2 separate regions of the Mus musculus genome follow, and region 1 is linked to region 2. Evidence: chromatin loops called from intact Hi-C (ENCODE). Cell type or tissue: heart. All regions are shown on one strand. Each heading gives the region's core, and the rest is flanking DNA. Links, peaks and the distances in the headings are about the cores only.

Region 1 (5,189 bases), core at 2,690-5,189, 130 kb after region 2:
TGCTCTGTGAGGAGGCCACGCCTGGGCCTGGCTGAATGGTGGGCCGGGCAGGGGCTGCCTGGCACAGCTAGATTGTGGACCTTAAAGATACAAAGGCCTACCAGGTGGGACACTGAGGCCCACACCTGAGAGCAGATCATCAGTCAGATGGGTCCCAGAGTGGATGACCTTCCCCACTGAAGTGAAGCAGCTATGCCATGATCATTGGTGAGACAGGGGAAAAGGAACAGGAGGGGATAGAAATGGACACGGACACACACACACACACACACACACACATACACACACACACACACACACACACACACACAGACCAAAAGAGGCTCAATGCGTGCACCGTGTGTGAAAGGATGGCTATCTTGAGAGCGTGGGCCCATGAAGGAGATAATGCAGCTTCTCAAAGGCATGTCGATTGGGCAACCTCTGAGAATGGAGTCTGGTATAGCTAATCTTGCAAGAAAAGTGACAGTTTGCTTCCAGATGGGGACAGAGTCTCCAGAAACTCAGGTCAGTGGTGATACAAGGAGAAGAGAAACAATGGCCCTGCTGTGCCTGCCAGGCTGCTTCGGCTGATTCACCTGCCCTACTCTTCCCCTGGTCTCCTTCCATGCAGTGGCCAGCGGGATCTAGCAATCAAGGCGTCCCCACCTCTCCTGACTCCTGCAGGTGACCCTGAGATGCACCGAGGCTAGCGGGGACTGCAGCACAGCATCTATAACCACCTTGGGTCCATTCCATGTGGCCCACTCTACTCCATACAACCCATCATCATCATTGGTCAACACACTCCTGCCAATGCAAGCTGGGGACACTACAGCATCACATGGTGCACAGATGGCCCTGGGGCAAAGAATGGCCCCCCACACCAGATGTCAGGACAGTTTGACAGCCAAACTTGGGTAAAGGCTATTTTAGAGGGTTAGGGAATACAGACACAGACTTGTTGGCTTTTTGCTTTCTTAGGGTGCTGTGGATATTTGGGCTGTTTGTGTGATAAGAGCTAGAGCATAAACTTAGCCTCCCAGCCTCGCTTCCTGGTTCTAGAAAAGTCTAGGGATCTATCTCCAAACCCAGCACCTGCCTGAGTCCATTTTGAGAAAGGACTCTTTCCTGGTGGTTGAATGGAAAAGAAAATTGAAACAAACTAAAGCAGAGGCTACAGCAAGTATCCCAAAGAGGAGAGTGACAGGATATCTGTTCCTGTCACTCTGGGTTCACCACTGACATGGCTTCCCAGGATTGACTGCAGACCAGACACTCTTCCCAGGAAACATAGTGGACCCCCCCACATCCCAAGTCTTGCTCTCAGTCTTCCCAATTCTGCCCCTGTGATAACTCATGTCACCTGTCATTGTGAAGGTCTGCCTAATGGGAATGCCATTCTTTCCATGTAAAGGGACAATAGCTGTTCCTCTGAGGCACAAGGAGATCTCAGCTCTGCTCTCAGGAGGCAGCCAACCACTTGGCACAACCAGCTCTTGCTTGGTTAATTTTGGACCCATTCACCACATGTTACCAGAGAGATAAGGAAAGGGAAGCCACAAGTTCATGGTCTCTTGTCAGGAAGGGAGTCAAGCCCAGGAGTCCTGAGTCCCCACCTGACCCACAAGGTACTAGCTAGACTTGAGAGAGGGTTTTACCCAAGTAGGAGGTCAAAGCCAGAGCATTGTGCTTCATGCAGGTAGCATCCTGGACACCTGACTGGAGGTGTGGCTCTATGGTGGAACACTTACCCAGTAAGCAAGCACAAGGTTCTAAGTTCCGTCCCCAGCATTTGCAGGGCAAGAGACAGAAAGTTGGAGCTGCATAAAACCAAAGGGTGTGTACCAGAAACATGAAAGTTAATAAGTGGGGTTAGCTCTGGAAAAAGGCTGACACAGGCCAATCCAAAGGAGAAATAGGCAGAGTCTTGCCCCAGGCCAGACCCCAAACAAGGCGCTTGCTTCTTCCAGGAGACCTCCACTGAGTCACAGCTCCAAGTAAGCAGGAGAAAAAGTGTGTCATGCATAGGAAAGTTCATGTCCTTCCTGGGGTCTCAGGACCAAAAAGTCTTCGATATTCCAAGGGGCATGACTTGCACCGTGTGCCCTTGGGCAAGCTAAGTTGAAAGATTTCTTCCAGAACATTCTTGAAGTGAATGGGGCAGTCATGTCTCTAAGGCTTCCTTTATATCCAGATTCCTGTACCAAATGGAGCTCTAAACCTGGCCTCCTTTCAGCAAGCACACAGCAGACAGGGAATACTGGTAAGGGGGGGGGGGGAGAAAGTGATGCCAATCAAAACCAGGCAGCTCCAAGGCCTTGTAGGAGCAGAGAGGCCGGTGACAATAACTTTATAGTTGCTCATGCCACCTCCAGCCATTCCTTGACACCTTAAGATACTGAAGTCTCAAAGACTAGACAATACCCAACAAGGTAAGGAGATACAACCTGAGGGGCTGCTAGGTGGATGTCTTAAAGTGCTGGAAAATGAGCCAAAGAGGCACAAAAGGACTCCCCTATAAAGCCTTGGGAGTTAGGGTCCCTAGAAAAAGAAGGGAGGGTTTGTTGGCAGCTGTGACTCCACGGGGCTGAGATCTCTGCCACCGCTGAGGTATACATTTCCTGTAAGTCATTTAAAAACAAAAAACAAAAAACAAAAAAACGTTTAAGTCCAAGGATGTGACTCTCTTGAGAGAGTGGCTTCCACCCTACCGGCTCCCTTTCTTCTGAAACGCAGTTCGGGTGTCAGAACCCCACCCCCACCCCGCAACCTCCTCTAGAGTCCAGCTACTCTTTTCTTGAGCAGAAAGTGATGTGCCTATCAAAGCAGAGAGAGAACCCAGAGGGCGCTGGGACTCGCCCTGGCGGATCACCCAGCTGTCCGGGAGTGAAGTCAGGAAGAAGATGAATCAAGAGGGGAAGGCGGGGGCGAGTCTCCAGAGGCTGCACCCCGTCATCTCCCTTTCCTCCTCCTCTCCACTCCTCCGGCCCTCTGAGGAACTGTTTTTGCGTGTCTTTCCAGGCCCACTCTTTTAGACGTTCCAGCCCCAACAGTGGGTTGCCACAGACCGTTTCCCATTCTCTGAGAGCCCGGCGCCTCTCTGACACCCTAGGGCTCAGACCGCGAGTGCAGAAGTCCCTTTCCCTAGCACGGCCCCTCGGCTCCGCCTTCCTGGCCTCCCCCGTTTCCTGAGATCCCCCCAGATGCCACCTTAGCCACGTCCTCTCCTCAGCCGCCGCTGAAAGACGCGGTAAGCCCGCCAGTCTCAACCCCCTCAGCGTCCACGCGTCCCCCAGGCCGCATCCTGCCCTCACGTCCCACGACTTCAGGAGCAACCCGGTGCACAACCCCGGCTCGGGTCTCCACTCACGGCCGCCGCGAGAACTTACCTGGACCTCGGGCCGCTGCGCGCCACCGGTCCCCGGCCAGCCTGCCCGCTGCTCCCGGCCGCCCCGCCCCGAAGCGACCAGCCTCGCCCGCCGCTGCACCGTGCGATTTCACTTCCGGGTTCCGGAGGCGCTGAGTGGGCGGGCGCCAACTCGTCGGAGAGGCGGGGCGACTCGAGGTCCCGCCCCATCTAAAGGCGCGCAGCGAACGCCCTCTGCGGTTGGTGCATTCCAGATGCTAAGTGTTCCACAGCTGAGAGGGGCGGGCGCTATGATAGTCACGCCCCTCCCCAGCAGTATTTTAGCCCGCTCAGGTTGGTGCCGGAAGCCCACACGTCTGAGGGACACCTTGGAGCCACGCCCTTTTTCGGCGCTCTTGGCCAGGCTGAACGAACTGTAGCAAGCTTGGAGCCCGCCCCGCGGCTCGCGTGAAGAGAGCACCCTCCGGCTTCCAGCACTACTCCCTGCCTCCTAGCGGGCGGGACCCTGAGACGCTTGCCTTTGAGTGGAAGGCGGGAGAATGGCGGATTCCTCAGAACGGGACGCAGGGTGAGTTGGGATCTCAGAAGGGCGGAATTTAGGGGCTCCTGTGGGTTGGCCAAAGACCAGATCCTGGGCTCACAGGCAGCGGAGCTGGAGAACTGGGATCTTATGAGCCAATGCCCGAATCTCTCCCAGACCAGAAGCCCAGGCTCTGAGCCGCTTCGGTGCGTGCTGGGGAGCTGGGGTCCCAGATGCAGTTCAGAATTGGGGTTGTGCGTGGACTTTGGTGGACATTCTCTCTTTTTCCCCTTGGAGACAGTGGTGTTTTTTGTTTTTTGTTTTGTGTGTGTGTGTGTGTGTGTGTGTGTGTGTGTGTGTGTGTGTATGTGTGTAGCTGATCCGGAGCTCTGTAGACCAGTCTGGCCTTGAATTCACAGAAATCTGCCTGCCAAGTGCTGGGTTCAAAGGCATGTGCCACCACCACCTAGCCTTCCTTTTTTTAAAGGAAAAACGTGACCCTACATGGTAGCACGACTTTAGTCCCAGCACAGACCTTTTCCTAGGCCTCAGGAGCTCTAGGGTTGCTTGTCGCACTCCCCTTTAGCCCTGACTCACTACACCCATGGGTGTTTGCTTAAGAGTCTGAAGGATGAGGGTCACGGGCTATTGTGACTGTATACAGCAAAGGACACTCTGTGAAGGTCAAGTGGGTGAAACAAAGGCTCTTGCCACCAAGCCTCATGATCTTATTTTGATCCATGGGTTTCATATGGTGAAAGTAGATAACTGATGTACTGGCCAGTTTTGTGTCAACTTGACACAGGCTGGAGTTATCACAGAGAAAGGAGCTTCAGTTAGGGAAATGCCTCCATGAGATCCAGCTGTAAGGCATTTTCTCAATTAGGGTCAAGGGAGGAGGTCCCCTTGTGGGTGGTGCCATCTCTGGGATGGTAGTCTTGGGTTCTATAAGAGAGCAGGCTGAGCAAGCCAGGGGAAGCAAGCCAGTAAGGAACATCCCTCCGTGGCCTCTGCATCAGTTCCTGCTTCCTGACCTGCTTGAGTTCCAGTCCTGACTTCCTTTGGTGATGAACAGCAATGTGGAAGAGTAAGCTGAATAAACCCTTTCCTCCCCAACTTGCTTCTTGGTCATGATGTTTGTGCAGGAATAGAAACCCTGACTAAGACAATTGACTACGCATTTTGTCCTCTGCCCTCCATGTGCACATCATGGCACACGAGCACTACAAACTACATAAAATGTAAAATGCTGAAATGCTAAGAGAAGAGGCCTATGGTAGGAGCCTCCTACACCTGAGACTCCCAGCCCTGAAAGGCAGG
Region 2 (3,995 bases), core at 1,479-3,978:
TGATGATGGCAGACAGGGAGAATGGCCACTGTACCCACTTCCAGGACACCATAAAATGGGTACTCACAGCTAGAACTGACCCCAGACACCAGGCTGGCCTCGAACTCAGAAATCTGCCTGCCTCTGCCTCCCAAGTGCTGGGATTAAAGGCATGCGCCACCACTGCCCGGCCCCAGACACCATTTCTAAAGGAGGTGGCAAACAGAGAAGACTAATCCCTTCCCTAGGTACACACAGTGAATCAAGAGCAAATTCCTACTGTTTGTTGGGGGTTTTTTGTTTTGTTGTTTTGAGTTTGATGTTACAACCCTGACCTGAGATCACAGTCTGATCTTATAAACCATGAGATGGAGGCAGAAACTATCAGCAAGGGGTAGCCCTTCCCCTACCCAACCAGAAAGGAACTTGCAGAGCGGAGTTTTGCTCTGCACAGTCATCCTCTAATTTCAGCCCCTGGCTTTTCTGTCACCATACCTGGGGTCGAGAAGTAGATACGTAAAACTAGACTTTGTAATGCCTTCCCGCCACTTCTTCAAGGGATCCAGCCGCTGAAAGCACTGAGCCAGGGCTTCCTCATCCACCTGGCAGTCAGGGATGGTGCCTGTCCTTAGTGCCTCCGCCAGTTCTTGGCTATGCCCTACATCAGCTGGGGAGGGGAAACGGATTCAGGGTGGAGGACAAAAGCTGGTGAGGGTGGTTTATCTAACAGCCAAGGCAGGATTCCTGGAGTGTAGCCAGACTCTGAATACCACCACCTAAGGACTCACCACGGCTAGCCTGGGCTTCCTGCAGCCGCCGTAGATAGTGTCCTCTGGTGAAAGGTGTGACGGGTCCAGGGCTATAGCCCAGCGCCCGCAGGGCCTGGAGGAGCTGCAGATCCGACATGGGGGGCACCGAACTGTGGGGGTGCAAAGCCCCCAGATCCCCATCACCAGGCAGTACGGGTTTGTCCGTGTCCCTTGCAGTCAATGTCAGGACCTGCGGCTGGCAGTTGGGTGCTCCCTTCCCAGCTGACACAGCCCCACGGGTTACCCACAAGCCAGCCACTAGCTCCAATGCCCCCCCAGGGCGCCCGGGCTGCAGAGAGTCCTCCACTGCAGTGACAAACGAAGCATCGCTGCTGTAGTCTGAGTTCTCGGTGGCCTCAGAGCTCTGGGGATGCACAGCCACCTCTACAGCCTCCACCTCCAGCTCAGCTCTATGCACGTGCAACTCCGAATCTTGAGAAACTCCAGAAGACTCTGCTAAGGCAGGTCCTTGGCATGTTTCAGTTTCAAAGCTACCCTGGGCTACATGAAACGTCTCTGCATATAGATGTATAAATGTATGGATAAATAAGTAATCAGATATAACACAGATATAAACAGGTATGATATAGACATGATAAATGATATAGGTGCGAGATGACTGACAGGTAGGTAATTGGCATGATAGTTATGTGACCGATAAGATAGACCATGGATAGTGATTGACACGATAGATGTACAAACAGAACTGGGCCGGGCAGTGTGGTAGCCCGGTACACCCCCTCAGTTCCTCTCACCTGTGGGTTCTCGGGTCTCATCAGGCTGGGTGGGCGTGTCCAGCTCCTGCAGCACTCGTGCGCAGTTGTGGTGTCGCTGCTGTAGTGCCCAGTCCAAGGGCCTGAGCCCATCCTGTGCAGTCACCGTCAGCAGGGGGCGTCCTTAACCCACCCTCCTGCCACCCATGTGTGCCTGCGCGGGGTACTGACCTGGTCCCGCAGTGTGGGGTCACCTCCTCGGCTCAGCAGCAACTCCAGAGCACCACAACAGCCCCACGCGGCAGCCACATGCACAGGCGTCAGCCCCTCCGCGGACCTGGGATCCCCAAAGACAGAGGAGAGGTGTGCGGCGTTGGTTCCTTTCCTAGGCAGTCTCGCATAGCCCAGGCTAGCCATGAACTCCTGCTCCTCCTGCCTCAGTTCCCCGTGCTGGGATGACCGGTGCCCACTACCATGTGAGACTCTAATTCACGGTCATCCTCTTGCCTCAGTCTCCCAGAGTGCCAGATGACAGTTATGGGACACCTTGTACCCGACCTTGGAAGCAGACATTTCCATCTTAGACCTGACTGACGCCTCGGACCCGGAGCCTGACGTCCAGTGCCGCTGTCCCAAGTCACGCCTACCGCACCCAGGGACCCGGGCCGCGCCTCACCGAGCATTGGGATCCGCTCCCCAGCGCAGCAGCATCCGAAGGCAATGCAGGGCGCGCGGGTGGCTCGCTCTGGCTGCCAGGTGCACCGCCGCAGCGCCATCGTCCAACACCAGGTTGGGGTCCGCTCCGAGGCGCAGCAGCTCCTCCACAGCCCTGCAGGAGGACGAGCACAGTAGACCTCAGACCTCCTGACCACCCGGGGAGCAGAAGGTCGGGTAGCACCCGGACCCGGCCGCCCTCACCGCGCCTCCTCCTCGCGTAGTGCTGCTAGCAGCCTCAGAGCCAAGCATGCAGTATCGGCCATGTCCCATAGGAGTCACCGCCCTCTGCAGTTCAAATTCGCGCGGCAACTGTCTACGCACGCGCAGCCACGCCCACCTCTGCTTCTGGCCCCGCCCCACGCCGATCGGGATTGACTAGCTGCACCCTACGTCCGGAGCAAGCCAGAGGGACTCCAGGGTTTGGTGCGTACATCTGGGATGCCAGGAGAATTACAGCAAATTCCAGGGGAGCTGGGGATAAAGAGCGGGGCCTCTCTTTGTCTTTAACAAAACAAACTCCTGGATACCCCTGACGGACCTCAAGGTATTCAAAAACTTACAGTCATTCTCCTGTCTCAGCCAACCGAGTGCTGGGATCAGACTCCCGAGGAACAGCATGGCACAGCTGAGTTGGCTGTAGCTCTGTGGAGTAGAGCTTTGAGAGGACCAGCGAGACGGCACAGCTGGTCAAGATGCTTGCTGCCAAGTCTAGTGACCTGGGTTCGATACCCAGAACCCACACATTGGAAAGAAGGAACAGGCGGACTTCGACACGTGTGCCTGGGCCGGGAGCCTGCACAAGCACACGCACGTGTGCACATACACATTAATTAATTAAAAAATATAAAGAGCTTCATTTTCCTTATTTGCAAATGGGAGTACAGGGCTCAACACTAAGTGCCCAATAAATGCAAAGGCCAGAAAATCAAGCTGACCTACTTTTTAAATTAACTAAAGTGTGTGGGTGTTTTGCTTGCATGACCAGAAATGGGGCATCGAATCCCCGGAAAGTGGACTTGTGAGACCCCGTGTGGGAGCTGAACCCGGGTGTTCCGCAAGAACAGCTTGTGCTCTAAATGGCTGAGTCATCATAGGCTCCTGGCCTATTTTTTATGCACCGTTTGATCCAGTGCTTCCCAATGCGGGCCCTGCTAACCTAGAACTGGCCTCCTCATGTCTCAGCCGCCTGTATCAAGGTGAGCCCAACTCCCACCCACTGCCATTTTGTTTTCTATAAATGGAGAAGGTGGACAGGTTGAACCTCTGGTCTGACCTGGGGCTGGGGGGTTCCTGGGTTTCCCTTCCTCTTCTAGGGCGCACACCCTATGTCCCCATCCTTGCCTAGGACATCAGGGTTCCAAACCCTAGGCAGTGATTGCTCATGGCGAGACCACATGGCTACACAAGTTCAATCAGATCAGGATACTGAGATTGGGGGTGACAGGTGTCATCAGAACCCACTTCCCACTTGGAGCTGGGACTTTTGTGTATCTAGGAGGTCCCAAATATGACAGCCATACCAGTTCCACTTTCAATAGATCTTCCCTGTTTCTGGAGGACTTTCTGGATAAAAGAACATCTGGAGTGGGTTCTGTAGGATGAAGAGGAGTTTGGAAAGCGCAGTGAACACCAGCCTGTGGGTTACTCGGATACAGCTGAGCCTGAAGCCATACACCACTGCTTTGTTTAGTGCCTGTTTTCTGTGACATTAATAACAGGTCTCAGTGAGCCCAAAGTGACACCAAGGGTGGGCTCAGGGACCTCAGATTTTTATTCC

The links. A loop is a pair of places that touch in the nucleus more often than their neighbours do. Peaks named below come from ENCODE experiments on the same cell type or tissue, not always from the same donor. Only the 100,000 strongest peaks of a DNase experiment are listed, where the experiment ranks them.
Region 1: it touches region 2 in a loop (2.1-fold over the local background); 2 of 42 quality-filtered maps call a loop at or near these places.

What each region holds. Positions count from the first base shown.
Region 1 is chr8:71,271,012-71,276,200 of GRCm38, reverse strand. Haus8 (4HAUS augmin-like complex, subunit 8) reads left to right here and starts at 3,611. Exons shown (of 11, transcript NM_001163042.1): 1 at 3,611-3,917. The coding sequence starts at 3,889. Myo9b (myosin IXb) reads right to left here and starts at 3,487. Exons shown (of 40, transcript NM_001142322.1): 1 at 3,372-3,487. In heart, for the core only: CTCF peaks have their summits at 3,619 and 3,829; DNase peaks (open chromatin) are centred at 2,920 and 3,630; H3K4me3 peaks cover 2,291 bases; H3K27ac peaks cover 2,054 bases.
Region 2 is chr8:71,404,522-71,408,516 of GRCm38, reverse strand. It overlaps Babam1 (BRISC and BRCA1 A complex member 1), which reads right to left. Exons shown (of 9, transcript NM_026636.2): 9 at 3,745-3,995. Ankle1 (ankyrin repeat and LEM domain containing 1) reads right to left here and starts at 2,505. Exons shown (of 9, transcript NM_172756.3): 1 at 2,420-2,505; 2 at 2,178-2,330; 3 at 1,733-1,838; 4 at 1,544-1,655; 5 at 768-1,304; 6 at 475-646. The coding sequence starts at 2,481. It overlaps Gm39193 (a long non-coding RNA gene), which reads left to right and starts at 2,506. Exons shown (of 2, transcript XR_870504.2): 1 at 2,506-2,641; 2 at 2,798-3,169. In heart, for the core only: CTCF peaks have their summits at 1,673 (motif pointing right) and 2,488 (motif pointing left); DNase peaks (open chromatin) are centred at 1,646, 2,536 and 3,456; H3K4me3 peaks cover 1,758 bases; H3K27ac peaks cover 2,050 bases.